2 separate regions of the Homo sapiens genome follow, and region 1 is linked to region 2. A link is an interaction called in ENCODE POLR2A ChIA-PET data of the cell type or tissue named here. Cell type or tissue: CD4-positive, alpha-beta T cell. All regions are shown on one strand. Links, peaks and the distances in the headings refer to the core of each region. The heading gives the core; the rest is flanking DNA. Region 1 has its middle 77 kb from the start of BTG1-DT. Region 2 overlaps BTG1-DT (BTG1 divergent transcript).

The links. Peaks named below come from ENCODE experiments on the same cell type or tissue, not always from the same donor. Only the 100,000 strongest peaks of a DNase experiment are listed, where the experiment ranks them.
Region 1: POLR2A ChIA-PET joins it to region 2 with 5 read pairs; 22 of 35 experiments call an interaction of 5 or more read pairs at or near these places.

Annotation. Positions count from the first base shown.
Region 1 is chr12:92,218,788-92,227,082 of GRCh38, forward strand. No RefSeq gene overlaps it. Among named protein-coding and RNA genes, the nearest start is that of BTG1-DT, 77 kb to the left of the region's middle. In CD4-positive, alpha-beta T cell, for the core only: no CTCF peak of the experiment used is centred there; no DNase peak of the experiment used is centred there.
Region 2 is chr12:92,155,761-92,164,055 of GRCh38, forward strand. The region is part of intron 2 of BTG1-DT (BTG1 divergent transcript); the gene reads left to right. Among named protein-coding and RNA genes, the nearest start is that of BTG1-DT, 14 kb to the left of the region's middle. In CD4-positive, alpha-beta T cell, for the core only: no CTCF peak of the experiment used is centred there; no DNase peak of the experiment used is centred there; H3K27ac peaks cover 1,401 bases.

The DNA.
Region 1 (8,295 bases), core at 2,337-6,336, 64 kb after region 2:
TGATAGTCTGCAGATCAGAGGTCCCTCACAAAGTTACTACCAAATTGTGAGCTGTCACTCTCTCATACAAAGATGGCATCTTGAGGATGAGCAAGGAGAAGGAAAGCAAAACCTAGAAAGCTGAGCAATTATCTGAAATATTGTGAGTCATTCAAAAGAGATTATTCAAATGGAAACATTGAGACACCATTATTTGGTAAATTTAAAATCTGTCACCTCATCTCTCACTGGAGTTAGGGTTCATGATGGAGATACGAAATCTGATCACAGCTATAGAAAAGCAAAAAGTTTCTCTTTCTTTTTCTTTGTCCAATTCACTCTCTATGTATGGTGAATGGATGACCCATTCCACCTGTGAGGGTTTTTATTATTTATTTATTTATTTATTTATTTTGACAGGGTCTCACTTGGTCCTCCAGGATAGAGTGCAGTGGGGTCATCTTGGCTCACTGCAGCCTCAACCTCCTGGGCTCAAGTGATAGATATGCCCACCTTAGCCTTCCCAGTAGCTGTGACCACAGGCATGTACCACCACACCCAGCTAATTTTTTTGTATTTTTCTGTAGAGACAGGGTTTCACCGTGTTGCCCACGCTGGCCTTGAACTCCTGGGTTCAAACGATCTGCCCACCTCAGTATCTCAAAGTATTGGGATTACATATGTGAGCCACTGTGCCTGGCCCCACCACTGAGTTTTTATTCAAATGTTACCCTTTCTCTCTCTCTCTTTCTGTCTCTCTCTCTCTCTTTTTAAAGAGTTGGGGCATGCACCACCATGCCTGGCTAAGTCTTTACTTATTATTAATTGAGACAGGGGTCTTGCTATGCTGCTCAGGCTGGTCTCAAACTCCTGGTCTCAAATGATCCTGCCACCTCAGCCTCCCAAAGTGTTGAGATTACTGGTGCTGGCTCCTATGCTGTTTTATAGGTCAGGTTGTCCCAGCTCCAGTTTTGTAAAAATGCTTTTTGTATTTTGGCCTTGATGGTAAAAATATAGACTAATTCACGAAATAGTTTTTGAGTGACTACTCAGTGCTGAGTAGTCTTTCACTGGGGAGACAAAGGATGAATAAGCACAGCCTTTTACTCACATTTATAAGAGACAAGTTGGGGAGCAGGACAAATTAATAATTAAAGCAGAGTGCAAAAAATGCTGTAATAGCCGGGCGCGGTGGCGCACGCCTGTAATCCCAGCACTTTGGGAGGCCGAGACGGGTGGATCACGACGTCAGGAGATCGAGACCATCCTGGCTAACATGGTGAAACCCCGTCTCTACTAAAAATACAAAAAATTAGCCGGGCGTGGTGGCGGGCGCCTGTAGTCCCAGCTACTCGGGAGGCTGAGGCAGGAGGATGGCATGAACCCGGGAGGCAGAGCTTGCAGTGAGCTGAGATTGTGCCACTGCACTCCAGTCTGGGTGACAGAGCAAGACTCCGTCAAAAAAAAAAAAAAAAAAAAAAAAAAAAAAGCTGTAATAGAGATATGTATGAAGCTGTAAAGCATTAGCAGGTGGGATAAATGGTCCCAGCACTTTGGAACCCTATCTTTACAGAAAGTTAAAAATAAATCATTAGGGTAGGTAGTACTAAGTAGAGAGGAAAGGGAAGAACGTGATCTACTCAAGAATTGAGGAATCAAGAAAGGATTGTTGAGAGAGAAGGCAGAGGCTGTTATTTAATGGGAGAATAGTTGAATACAGATCAGAAGGAGGTAGGTGATGATAGGTGTATCATCAGTGGGAGGGATGGTCCAGGACCATCATGAGAAGACGTGGAAACCAAAGGACCGTGTGCTCAGGGAATCAAAATTGTTTGTTTGGGCTGGGACATTGTATTCAAAGTGAGGGGTGGTAGAAAAGGAAACTGGGAAGGTAAAGAGAGGTCAGCATGTTCTTAGGAAGGGTGGTGAGTAGCATTCTGATGGGTATGTGCTCTACGCTGCTGATCCTAATAAAGGATTTTAATGGAGTCAGTGCCATGATCTTTGATTTTAATAGCCCTAGGAGCAGTATCAACAGGGATTGTTGAGTTGAGAGAGACCAGTTATGCCAGATGCTAAGTCTAGGCTTGACATAATTTTCAGCATTTTCAGTGCTAAAGATCACCTTTCATTTCAGTCCTGACAGCCTGGGGAATGCCATAAATCAGACTCATCTACTCAGGACCTAAAATATCACACACTTCTTTATTTTTTTATTTTTTGTAGAAAGGAAGTCTTGCCATGTTGTCCAGATTGGTCCCAAACTCCTGGGCTCAAGCGATCAGCCACCTCGGCCTCCCAAAGTATTGGGATTACAGGCATGAGCCACTGCCCGCAGCCAGGTTTTTGGTATGTATTAACTAAAAATACAGATTTCATTAGACATAAGAAAAGAGAATTGGGTAAATTATTTTATGAGAAAAGTTGAAATAAAAGAATAAAACATGCATGAAGAACTTTTTGCCAAACTATACCTTATTGCTAGTAACTCAATGAAGACAGTGTCTCAGGCTATCAGCAATTATAATTTTAGTTTTATAGAACATCAAAATCATATAACAGCCTCAGAACGTGGATTAATACATGGTTCAACATTAAATCCTGTCTTCAATGATGACACTTACATGCCATCAGATGATATTAAACTATAAACTTTGAGAACTCCTTTCTCATTTTTCTCTAAAGTTATTTATCTAGCTAAAGGGAACCACTATTTCCATTGTTAAAGAAAGAAAATAAATGAGATTTCCTCTAATAAAAAAGTCCATTCTTATTCTAAATCCTAGCCAAGGAGCCCCACGAATAATGCCAAAAGACAGCTTGCCGTTTCATCTTTCACCTGCATGCTAAGTTTTCATAGATTTAACTGTAACCATTAACTGTTTCCTATCACCAGCTTTTTATCAGAAAAATCCATAGTTAGAAACATTGGAAAATCATTTCAAGGAGTGGTTCTATGGGCAAGCAAGAAGTAAGTTTTTCTATTTTGAAATAGCTAAAATGTCTTTGTAGAAAATTACACAGAAATAATCATATATCATACAGCACACTAAGAGATGTAGTTATGTGCCAAGACGTGGAATTATGAAATCAGAGCTTGAAGAGAATAAAAACGGCCAAGACAACTGCGGTAAACAGCAACAGTGCATTTTACTTTTATATTTCCCACAATGCCTCCATAATGGAGTTTCCTGACAATAGAGCAAGGTTACCCTACAGGGACAAGGTAAGAAAGAAAGAATTCCCAAGGACCAATTAGAAGGCCAGAGTATGCCATGGGTAGGTCTCCTTGAACAAGGGATTAAACAGAATGGAAGTGCAAATACATATTCAAATCCAACACGACAGATGGTGAAACATTTGTGGGCAACATACAATGTGCACCCCTCTTCTAGAGATGCTGCCCAAGGTTGAATGAGAAGTTTTCTGGAGGCTGGTTAGCAAAGAATTTAGATTTAGATTCAAATTATACTCATGCACAAATCTGCTTGTTATTTCTTGTGAGACTTGAGAAAATGTGACCTGCACGTTCATTCAATTGTCAAATCTTTTTTGGGCACCCCTTCTGTGCCAGGCTTTGGACTAAGTGCTCGAAATTTAGTGATAAACAAAGGAACAGGTCCCTGATCTCAGGAAATTCACAGTAGAGATATTAATTATTATTAATTAATTATTCTGGTAAGTGATAAAGGAAAGATTCATGTGCTATGAGAATTTGTAAAAGGGGACATCCACTAGCCTGGGGTACAGCACAGCTCTGTCCCTCAATTCCTTTATTGAAAATATGGAAAACAGAACAGGCAGGGTGGCTCATGTCTGTAATCCCAGCACTTTGGGAGGCTGAGGCGGGCAGATTGCTTGAGTCCAGGAGTTTGAGACCAGCCTGGCCAACATGGTGAAAACCCATCTTGACAAAAATACAACAACAACAAAAAAATTAGCTGGGCATGGTGGCATATGCCTGTAGTACCAGCTACTTGGGGGGCTGAAGTGGGAGGATCACTTTAGCCTGGGAGGCGGAGGTTGCAGTGAGCCAAGATCACACCATTGCACTCCAGCCTGGACAACAGAGCAAGACCCTGTCTCAAACAAAACAAAACAAAACAAAACAAACAAAACAGAGGAAGTGATATTTCTTGTTTCACATCATTGTTGTAGGGATAAAATTAATGAATATATGAGAATATGTTATATAAAAGTTAAAAACGACATATGTTTTAAAATGTTGTCACGATGATTTCTAGGATATGCTAATATCCCTGATAATTTGCTATAAATCAGTCTTTACTGCATACACCAGTAATCTGTACAGACTTCAGTTACTTAGTTACGTTCTAGATACTAAATCCTCAGTAGGTGGCTGGTAATGGCTGACAGGCTTTCCAGCCAGATGGGAGATCCTACATAGAAATGAGTTGGGATAAAAAAGCAAAAATAACATTTTCTTCACCATACCTGTAGTCATGATGCCTAAAAAAAACCCCAACCTGCATTTTATAAGCTTCAGTATTTTCATATCATCTCACTATATTTCATGTCATCCAATAGCATGCTTATATCATCCAACAATATTTTTAGCTTTTTAACAAGATAGTTTTGCTATCTGATTTGACCTTTTTATTTGACGTATATATATTTTTAAGAAACAACTGTCAGGTGAAATATTTTGATTATACATTTTGAATCCATGATTTAAGTATGTCTGACAGTCATAAATGTCCCAGAAGGCAATGAGATTCATGTCCCAAATTTTATAGCTTTATGTTTAAATTCTGCAGCCAAACTAAGTATTTCTTTTTTTCCTGAAGATAATTAAATATTATTATAGTGGCTGTTTCTGCCTGAAACAATTTCTTTGACTTGACATTTATTACTATATTTTCAGCCAGGGAAACACAGTGTTCAACTTTCCAAAGTCCAGATTTCCACACATGTACTATATTATTTTCATCTCAAAATAAAGGAAACTACTTGTACCTTGAAAAAGAAGAGGCTCAGTCAGGCACAGTGGCTCATGTCTGTAATCCCAGCACTTTGGGAGGCCAAGGCAGGAGGATTGCTTGAGCCCAGAAGTTTGAGATCAGCCTCGGCAACAAAACAAGACCCTATCTCTACAAATAATAAAAATAAAAAATTAGTTGGGCACAGTGGCACAAACCTATGATCCTAGCTACTCGAGAGGCCGAGGTGGGAGGATCATTTGAACCCAGGGGGTTGAGACTGTAAGGAGCCATGGTTGTGCCACTGTACTCCCGCCTGTGTGACAGGGCGAGACCCTGTGTCAAAAGAAAAATAAAGCAGAGGCTCAGCTTTTCAAATTGTAGGATCCTTTTTTTTTTTCCACTACCATAAGGCGTTCTGATTAAATCTACCTTAGTTACAGGGTCTGGTTTATGGATGGAGACAATAGGTAGCATAGTAGCTGAAAAAGAGAGAGAGAGAGACAAAGTTTATATTAACATTTAGTGGTTTTATTGCAACAATCTTCCACTGAGTTTATAAAACAAAGCTCTTTGCCTAAGCTCTTTTACGTAACTATCTATAGTTATAGTTTTATCAAAGACTTCTTTCTTGGGTTTGTATTGGGGTTTTTTGTTTATTTTGTTTGCCTGTTTATATATCTCTATATATATATTTTTAATTATACTTTAAGTTCTAGGGTACATGTGCACAACGTGCAGGTTTGTTACATATGTATACATGTGCCATGTTGGTGTGCTGCACCCATTAACTCATCATTTACATTAGGTATATCTCCTAATTGCCTGTTGTTTTTAATGCATATACCTAATCCCACATTTCTTGATGTCATTTTGCAAAGGAAAAGTTTGAATTTTCTGAGACTTTCTTTTTGAGAGAACACAGTAGCAACATTTAATCTCATCTTTGGATCCCAATCCAGCCACTGGTATGCTTTGATACCAAGTAGGAAAAGGAAGTGCTTAAAAATGTAAAAGGCTCTCCCTCCCTTTGTTTATTTACTCCTTTTCTCTATTTTTATTCTGGCATGCTCTGTCTCAGTGACTCAGGGGAAGGATGATGTCAAGCTGTTGTCAAGCCAATTGCATGGAAAGAGAAGAATTAACGTGTTCTCCCTTCAAAATGATGGATTCCATGGCTCCACATTCATCATCTGGCTCATGATTACCAACTCTTTGCAGTCCATTGCAGGGTGACCTCGTTAGCACTATCTGTGCACTTTCTGTGATAGCGGGCTGCCTGGAGGCCCTGCATGTGTGGTTCGGGTTAATGAGGGTCTGAGTCATCAAGTTAGAAACTCACCTTTCCAGCCATCAGATCCAGAAATGCTAGAAAAAGGCACAGGGCTCATAATCAGACATGCCATGTTGACGAAAGAGTAATGTCTCATCCTGGTGAGATCGTCCACAGGACCTGTGCTGAATAATTGTCAGGCAGCCATGAGACCACAGTAAGCTCCCATACTATCTAGAGGTCAATTTATCATCCAAGATGGCCTGCTTTGCAGATTGCTGCATGCATACCCTCTGCAGCACCAGGTAGCAGGCAGCAGGAGAGGTAGCCCCACAATAACACAGCATGTGTCCCTAGAGCATCTTCTTATTGAAATGGGAGATTTAAAACCTTTTAAAGAAAACTAATGGTCCTGTTTGCTGTCTAAGGATAAAGACGAGTACATTTTAATGGTGAAATAAAGAAACTTCAAATAAATTTTTCACTTGAAGCTGGCCTTCTGAGTCCCTCTCTCAAACCTGCCCCCATCTCACAGTTTCCCACTCCCCTGCTGCTCAGGATACTTCAGTGGGAAAGTTTAAACAAAACACACTAAGACAGTGTTTTCCAAACAGTGGGTCATGACCCATTAGTGGACTGTGAAAATAAATTTAGTAGATCACAACCAACATTAAAAAATAAAAAAAAGAAATAGGAGCTGGGTGCAGTGGTGTGTGCCTGTAGTCTCAGGTACTTGGGAGGCTGAGTGGGGAGGATTGCTTGAGTCTAGAAGTTCGAGGCTGCAATGATCTATGATGGTGCTTGTGAATAGCCACGGAGTCTAGCCTGGGCAACATAGCAAGACCCTGTATCTAAAAAAAAAATAAAAATAAGAAAAGAAATAAAATAGAACATCTGGATTGCAATGAAATGCATTCTTTATTGGATATAGTGATAAAAACTCTTTCAAAGCTGTTGCCCTAAGTGATAAATTTTGGTAACTTCTTCCTATATAAAATAATTATTTAAAAAATCCTGAAAATGAATAAAACAAATGTTTTATGATGATTGATACTAGCCATATCTGGTGATTAACAGGAGTAATAAGGAATAACATGCTCACTCCAACGCTCATAAGCCTTATCACCTAGATATTTTTTCTTGAAGCAATCTCCACATTCTCCATAGTGGAGACTATAACTGATTCAGGGTATGGTGGAGCATGTGTGTGTGTGTGTGTGTGTGTGTGTGTGTGTGTATGTTTGCATGTGAGTATGTAATCTGGCTCCTGTGGAAAGAAAACACATTGCTGGAAGATGAAATCACTGGACATAATTCTTTATTTCAAGCCTTTTCAGTTACACAGCTTCTTTTAAAAGTTTGACATGCAAAATTGTTAAATATCAAAATGCAAATCATGTAATTTCTCTTCCAGATGTCCTGCTTAGCTGCATATTTTTTCAGCCTGTGTATGTAACCCCAATGCTCAGTAACATAGCTTTCTGTTCAAATCATCTGTTTCTATGACCTTTGCCTTTATTGATTCGTTTTCTTTTTTCCTATTTTTAATGTTGCCTTTGAGATTAAAGTCATTTTTCTTCTGCAATAGTAAGTGAACAGTGACTTTGCTACTAGGAAATAAATTTTTTGATAAGGAAAAAAACGATTGGTAGCTCCATAAAGTGTTTTATTGTCGTTGTTTTTGCTGTTGTTAATGAACCTACTCAGAGAGCAATGAGATGTAAACACTGTCTCCCTCTCGCATAAAAACAAAGGTTATATAGCTAGAACCCAAAATGATCTAAAGAATAGCTAAAATGTATTGAGCACTTATTATGTGCCTAGAAATTTGCTCAGCTCTTTAGAGGTTTAGAGCGGTTTGGATGTCCTGCTCAAATCTCATGTTGAAATGTAATTCCCAGTGTTGGAGGTGGGGTCTGGTGGGAGGTGATAGGATCATGGGGGTGGATTTCTTATGAATGGTTTAGCACCATCTCCCTGGTGTTGTCCCTGTGATAGTGAGTGAGCTCTCACCAGATCTGATCATTTTAGAATGTGTGGCGCCTCCCCTCTCTCTCTTGATCCTGCTTTCTTCATGGAGTGTCTGCTCCTGTTTCGCCTTCC
Region 2 (8,295 bases), core at 1,703-5,702:
CACAAATACCATTGTGTTACAATTGTCTGCAATATTCAGTACCTTAACATGATGCATAGGTTTGTAGCCTAGGAGCAATAGGCCATATACCATATGCCTTAGGTGTGTAGCAGACTCTACCATCTAACTTTGTGTAAACACACTCTATGATGTCTGCACATGATGAAATCGCCTACTGACGCATTTCTTAGAACTTTAAGCAATGCATGACTGTATACAAGAGGATGTGCATAGGTTGTATGCACATACTATGCCATTTTATATTAAGGACTGGGGCATCTTTGAATTTTGGTATCCTTGGAGGTCAGGGACCCAATTCTCTGAGGATACCCAGGGAGAGCTGTATTCACAATCTGATGTGGTTGAATGTTGTTGGGTCGAAGAAAACAATTCCCCAAAATATGACACTTTGCCATACTGACTGCTTTGGAAATTGAAAGTCCTGAAAAATTAGCCTCAGAACCACGGTCTCTCTGTGACCTTTCTCCTTTCTCCCTGCCTCTCATATCCTCTTTCCCAAAGCACCAAGAGAGACTCTGGAATGTCCTTATCTGACTAAGAGAGCTTAAGTGCAGTTGTCTTAATACTCCCTTCCAAGAAATCTGGTCAAATAACCAGGAAAGAGCAACCACCAGAGAAGAGCAGAGACTGGAGTTACTATGCTAAGACAGATTTTTCATCTATTCTTCTGAGTGCAGCTCCAAGAAATTACCTGGGGGACTCTATCTGTGAAATATGACAATGGTTGTTCTTGCCCAGCTCCACTCCTCACCTTCCCATAATGTCTGCCTTCAGCCTCCCTAATCTATCCATTCTCCCTAATGACTTAATACCTATCACAACAATTATATACATTCCCCATCTCCCCTTGAAAAAGGGTATATAAGTGTCTGAATCTGTGATATTCTGAAATATACATGTGGTTTCCCTCCTGCTTCCTGGCATACAACCCCTAAAATCCTTGGAATCTCCAAAGTTCTTTCTTTTTGTATGCTAAAGTAGACTGATAGCTTCAGAGTAAGACTGGTCACCTGAAAGCCAAAAGCATGATTAGAGGGTTGGGACTTTCAGCCCTACCTTCCAACTTCCACCAAGAGGAAAGGGGCTGAAGGTCCACTTGCTCACCAGTGGCCAATGGGTTAATCAATCATGCTTATGTAATGAGGCCGCCATAGAAACCCAAAAGGACAGGGTTCAAAGAGCTTCCAGATAGCTGAACATACGGAGTTTCCTGGAGGGTGGTGGGCCCAACGAGGAAATGGAAATTCCATGCGGGTATACCTCACCCGCCTAGAGAGGAGGTCTTCGGAATCCCAACTTGAAGCCAGTAGACCAGAAGTTCCAGAGGCCTGCTTCTTGATGAATAGATAATGAAGAGAAAAAAAAAAAGGAAGAAAGAAAAAGAAGTTCCAGAGGCCTGCTTCTTGATGCATAGATAATGAAGAGAAAAAAAAAAAAGGAAGAAAGAAAAAGAAGTTCCAGAGGCCTGAGCTTGCTACTGGTGTTTGGGGTGGTGGGCAGTTTTGGGGTCTGAGCCCTCAACATGTGGGATCTGACATGATCTCCAGGTAGATAGTACTGGAATTGAATTGGAGGACACCCTTTTGTGTTCACTGCAGAAGTGATTGGTTGGTTGGTGGTGGAGAGAAATTCCCACATATTTTGGGGTCACAGAAGTCTTCTGTGTTGATTGTTATTGTGTTGGCTTAAGAGCAGAGAAAAAACATGGTTTCAGAATTTTTTCTGAAACAGTACCACACTGGGTATTAGGGCAATTACTCTGTGATTTCCTCCCCATGCATATTAATAAGTTTGCATACCTAGTCTCCTGTTCTACCTGTTGCCAAATTTTCAGTGAACCTTCAGAGGGCAAAGTGAAAGTTTTCCCTTTGGCCCTAAAATATGAAAGCAAAGCATCCTTTTATTAGCATTAAAGCATGCGTTAAAAACATTCCATATTTGCATGGTTTTTATTTAAACCTTTCATCAAGCAAAATGTAGAAAATATTATCTTCTGAAAGCCAATTTGAATTTTAACTGTAATGCTGATCATCAAACTCAAAGAATGGTTGCCATGTGTTTTTTTGTTGTCGTTTGTTTTTAATGTCTGACCCTACTGCTTATTTCACAAGTAGATTTAAAAAATGAAACAGTAGTAAAAGATAAACCATTAGAGTACTCAAGGAATGGTTCTTTTCTTGGTTTTCTCCCTTGTAGAAACAAAGCTGTCTGTACACTATTTAGATGATGGGAGATTGTAATAGTTAAGAGAACTTCTATCTTTATACTCAAAAAGTTCTATCCTTAGTCCCTTTGAACAGATGATGTTCTTGCCTTTTTTTAAGGAGCTTTATTGAGATATATTTTACATATTATAAAATCCTCCCATTTCAAGTGTGCAATTCAAGGATTTTTAATTTACTGAGTTATGCACCATTACTATAATCAGTTTCAGAACATTTTCATAACCTCTGATACAATTTCACCTTGCCCCCTGCCCCCACCGCCGCCCACCTCCACACCCACCTCGCCCCCAGGAAACTGCTAGTCTATTTTCTGTCTCTATAGATTTGCTTTTTCTGGTAATTTCATATAAATAAAGTCATATAATAAGTGGTCTCTTGTGTCTGACCTATTTTGCTTAGCACAATGTTTTTGAGATTCATCCATGTTTATCATGTATCAATAATTCACTATTTATTTACTTATCTATTTTGCAGTTGTATCTTCCTAGAATTTTCTCCTGAGAAAAATTATCTATCAGGAAAGCTTAATTTTATAGTTGCATGGCAGGCTGACCTCGACAGACTTTTGAAGAGTATTTCCACTTCTTTCCATGGCCTTTCCCTTTCAAACATTCTTCTCTCTTATCTAATGCCTTCAAGATGTCATTTCTTTATGGCTTAACCTAGGCAGTCCCCTCCTAGCCCCTTACCTGATGCAGAATTAATCGTGCTCACTTGTGGTGCCTAGCATATTTCAAACACCCACACCCCAACATCCAACTGCACAAGGAATAAGTTAACTGAATGAGAGGGAAAGTTTCTTCCTCAAGACACTCACTTCCTAGTATCCTCAGGAGAGGGAGAGACACACATTTCAGGTTGGAAAGAGAGTAATGAGCGGACTGTGGTTACATCGTCCAAGGACAAATATTCGCCAGATAATTTAGCCAAGAGGATTTAACTAAACAGTTAAGCTCTTAACGGAAGCTTTATTTAGGCTAATTCTAACAAACACGATCAGCAGACAAGTTCTTTTTAAAGAAAGTTCTCTTTCATCTGACTAAAAAGAAGGAACACATTTAAACCAAAACAGGAACTACTCTGGCAATATATGTGTGCAAAAATAAGCACCCTATGGGGCTCTTTTTAAATTAGCCAGAGTGCACAGAGAAATCTTTGAAAAGAAAACTCTGGGGGAAAAACATTTTTCTTGATTTCATAAACACTCATTGTTTAATCATCTGAAGAAAAGGCAAACTTATGATTAAATTCCCCCTCCTCCTAAACTGATGAACTCTTAGTTCACCTCCTCTCCCCAGCCTGATGTACTTAAGGAGGCAGGAGAAGTAACTTGAAAACCAGCCTACCAGAGAAGCAAGAAGTGGCCTAGGAGGTCCTAGCCTCAAACTGGATGCACACACATAAGGCTGCGCCTTGCAGGTCTGGCACAGAAAATAGTGTTGTCAAGTTGCAGCCATAGTATATTAATATGCTATTTACATTTCATAAGCAGTGGATAACTGGCTTCAGTTTATTTTGCTAACTTAAAAAAAACCATTAACTTCTAGGACATCACACCTAACCCTTTCCTCTCCCCCATGAGCAAGACAGTCATAGAATTTCAATCAGGACCCTTAGAACCTCTGAGACCAGCTGTAGCTTCCATCCTTACCAATTGTTCAGATATGGCCAAAGAAGTGCTATTTATATGCTTTTCTGGACTTAATCTGATGAGAAGAATGAGTCTTAAACAGAATCAAGATACAATTATGTGGCTTATGTGGCCGGGTGCAGTGGCTCACCCCTGTAATCCCAGCACTTTGGGAGGCTGAGGCAGGAGGATTGCTTGAGCCCAGGAATTTGAGACCAGCCTGGACAACATAGTGAGATCTTATCTCTAAAAACAAAAACAAAAACAAAAACAAAAAACTTGAGGTGACTAAATATGAAGCAAATACTTTTTTGATCCTCCTACCTCAGCCCCCTCAAGTAGCTGGGACTACAGGCATATGCCATCATGCCCAGCTAATTTTTGTATTTTTAATAGAAATGGGGTTTCACCATGTTACCCAGGCTATGAAGCAAATACTTTACAGATTTAAAAATAAACAAAAAGGCTAATAAGCTGTGTAAATAAGATAGGAAGAAATTTTACAAGAAATGTGGGTTTGGAGAGCATTGCTATAAATAAACAATAAATTTATTTTTGAGCTTCCTGATATCAATTAAGAAAAAAGAAATGCAATAAAGCATATGGCCTTCTCTTAAAAAAAAAAAAAAGAAAAAAGAAACTATCAAAAGAAAAACACATATTAGCATTACACTCGAGTTAGTGGATCACTTCATAATTAGATCTTGATAGAAGGAACAACTTCACATAATTTTGTAAGACATTCATGCTTCAGGTTGCTCAGTTTTTTTTTTTTTTGTTGTTGTTGTTGTTTTTGAGATGGAGTCTCGCTCTGTCACCCAGGCTGGAGTGCAGTGGTGCAATCTCGGCTCACTGCAACCTCTGCCTCCCAGGTTCAATTCTCCTCTCTCAGCCTCCCAAGTAGCTGGGAGTACAGGCGCACACTACCATGCCCGGCTAATTTTTGTATTTTTAGTAGAGACAGGGTTTCACTATGTTGGTCAGGCTGGTCTCAAACTCCTGACCATAGGTGATCTACCTGCCTCGGCCTCCCAAAGTGCTGGGATTACAGGCGTGAGCCACCGTGCCGGCCCAGGTCACTCACTCTTAATTTGACTCTCCCAATAACTACTGAGTACAAGTTTACTGCAAAATGTCTGATGTGTAAGTGTTCTAGTTGTTAATAAATACATTCCATGAATTTGACTGTCTGCTATGTATCAGGTACTGGCTAAGCACTGGAGCTACATCCGCTTACAGAAAAAATCTGTCCTACACTTTATGGAATCTAGTAGAAAGACAAAACTAAGCAAATAGCATAAACAAGTACATATTTGCTATTCTGAAAACTGCTATGGGAGAAAAATAGAGCAGCTATGAAAGTGTAACCTAGATAGGGACAGGGCAGAGGGACCTCACAGAAGTCTTTCCTAAAACAGTGATTTTTACTGAAGGATGAGTTGGAATTAACCTGGATGGAGGGTGGCAGAATAAGAGCTGCTGTTGAGACTAAGAAAACAAGTGTTCAAAGGGGACAGAGGTATGTTCAGAGCAGAAGTTTTTGATCTCTTAGTGAAGAGAATAAAACGAGAGACACCAAAGATAAGGCTGGAAAACTATGTGAGATCAGAATCTGAGGCACCTTGTGATTGTATTTAAGATATTCATCATATCTAAAGAATGAGGAAGAAGTTATCCAAGAGTTCTAAACCAAGGAATGACATGATCAAATTTGCCTGTTAAAAGTTACACTCACTCGGCAGGGCGTGGTGGCTCATGCCTGTAATCCCAGCACTTTGGGAGGCTGAGGCAGACTGATCACTTGAGGTCAGGAGTTTAAGACCAGCCTGGCCAACATGGTGAAACCCTGTCTCTAGTAAAAACAAAAAATTAGTGCATGCCTGTAATCCCAGCTACTCAGGAGGCTGAGGCAGGAGAATCGCTTCAACCCGGGAGGCAGAGGTTGCAGTGAGCCGAGATTGTGCCACTGCCCTCCATCCTGGGTGACAGTGCAAGACTCTGTCTCAAAAACAAACAAACAAACAAAAACACTCATTAAGCACCAGGGGCAATGGGGACAAAGCATTCTAATGTTATGAAAATTTGAAGGTGAAGATCTGTCCCTTATTTGCTTTTCAGGAGAGATATGAGAAGATCTATAAGTAAGACTGGATCCCTTAAGAATGCAAGGCTGCATCCCTTTAGATCTGCTCAAATATTCAATAACACTGTACTTGAAGCCCCAGAAATCTAGATCAGTAATGGTCAAAACTTGTTCTATAAAGGGCCAGGCAGTACATACTTTTTGACTTTGTGGACCAGAGGAGCTTTGTCACAACTATTCAATTCTGAAAATTTTTTTACATTTAAATTTTGTCAATGTTTATATATCTAGAGGGTACAAATACAGATTTCTTACATATAGATATTGCATAATGGTGAAGTCTAGGCTTCTAGTGTGCCCATCACCTGAGTAGTGAACATTGTACCCAATAGGTAATTTTTCAGCCTTCCTACCTTTTGGAGTCTCCAATGTCTATTATTCCACTCTCTATGTCCATGTGTACCCATTGTTCAGCTCCTACTGATAAATGAGAACATGTGGTATTTAACTTCCTATTTCTGAGCAATTTCACTGAGGATAATGACCTCCAATTTCACCCACATTGCTGCAAAAGACATGATTTCATTCTTTTTATGGGTGAGTCATATTCCATATTGTATATATGCCACATTTTCTTTATTCGTTCACTGATGGACATGTAGGTTGATTCCATATCTTTGCTGTTGTGAATAGTGCTACAATAAACATATGAGTGAAGGTATCTTTTTGATGTAATACTTTCTTTCCTTTTGGCTGCATATTTAGCAGTAGGATTACCAAACCAAATGTTTTACTTTTAGTTATTTGAGAAATCTCCATGCTGTTTTCCATAAAGGTTACACAAATTTACATTCCCACTAACAGTGTATAAGCATTCCCTTTCCGCCATGTCCTTGCCAACATCTGTTGTTTTTTGACTTTTCAATAATAGCCATTCTGACTGGTGAAAGATGATACCTCATTGAGGTTTTAATTTGCATTTCTCTGATTAGTGATATTGAGCTTTTTTTAAATATGTTTGTTGGCCACTTGTTTGTCTTCTTTTGCAAACTGTCTGTTCATGTCTTTTTATTTTTATTTTATTTTATTTTAAGTTCCAGGATACATGTGCAGGATATGCAGGTTTGTTACATAGGTAAACGTGTGCTATGGTGGTTTCCTGCACAGATCATCCTATCACCTAGGTGTTAAGCCCAGCATGCATTAGCTATTTATCCTGATGTTCCCTGCTCATGTCTTTTTCTTTTGCCCACTTTTGTTTTTTTGAGATGGAGTCTCGCTCTGTCGCCCAGGCTGGAATGCAGTGGCGCAATCTCAGCTCACTGCAACCTCCGCCTCCCAGGTTCAAGCAATTCTCCTGCCTCTCAGCCTCCTGAATAGCTGGGACTACAAGTGCCCACCACCATGCCTGGCTAATTTTTGTATTTTTAGTAGAGATGGGATTTTGCCATGCTGGCCAGGCTGGTCTTGAACTCCTGACCTAAGATGATCCACTTGCCTCAGCCTCCCAAAATGCTGGGATTACAGGCGTGAGCTACTGTGCCTGGCACTATTTTTTTTTCATTTTTTTTGAGACGGGTCTTGCTTTGTCACCCAGTGCAGTGGCAAGATCTCGGCTCACTGCAGCCTCAACCTCCTAGGCTCAAGTGATCCTCCTTCCTCAGCCTCTCAAGTAGCTGGGACTACAGGTGCACGCCACCACACCTGGCTAATTCTTTGTATTTTTATTTTGTAGAGATGGGGTCTTCCTATGTTGCCCAGGCTGGTCTCAAACTCCTGGGCTCAAGGGATCCTCCCACCTAGGCTTCCCAAAGTGCTGTGACTACAGGCATGCGCCACTGCACCCAACCTTTGCCGAGTTTTTAATGGAATTATTTGGTTTTTCCTTGTTGAGCTGTTTGAATACCTTGTAGATTCTGGATATTAGCTTTTTGTCAGATCCGTAGTTTGCAAATAATTTTTCCCATTCCAAAGATTGTCTCTTTACTCTGTTGATTATTTCTTTTAAGCTTTTTAGTTTAATTGAATCCCATTTGTCTATTTTTGTTTGTTGTATTTGCTTTCAAGGAGTTGGTCATAAATTCTTTGCCTAGGCTAATGTCCAAAAGAGTTTTTCCTATATTTTCTTCTAGGATTTTTATAGTTTCAGGTATTATGTTTATGTCTTTAGTCCATCTTAAGTTAATTTTTGTATTTAGTGAGAGGTATGAATCTAGTTTCATTCTGAATATGGCTATCCAATTTTCTCAGCACTATGGGGGTCCTTTCTCTGGTGTATATTGTTGCTGACTTCGTTGAAAATCAGTTGTTTGTAGGTATGTGGCGTTATTTCTGGG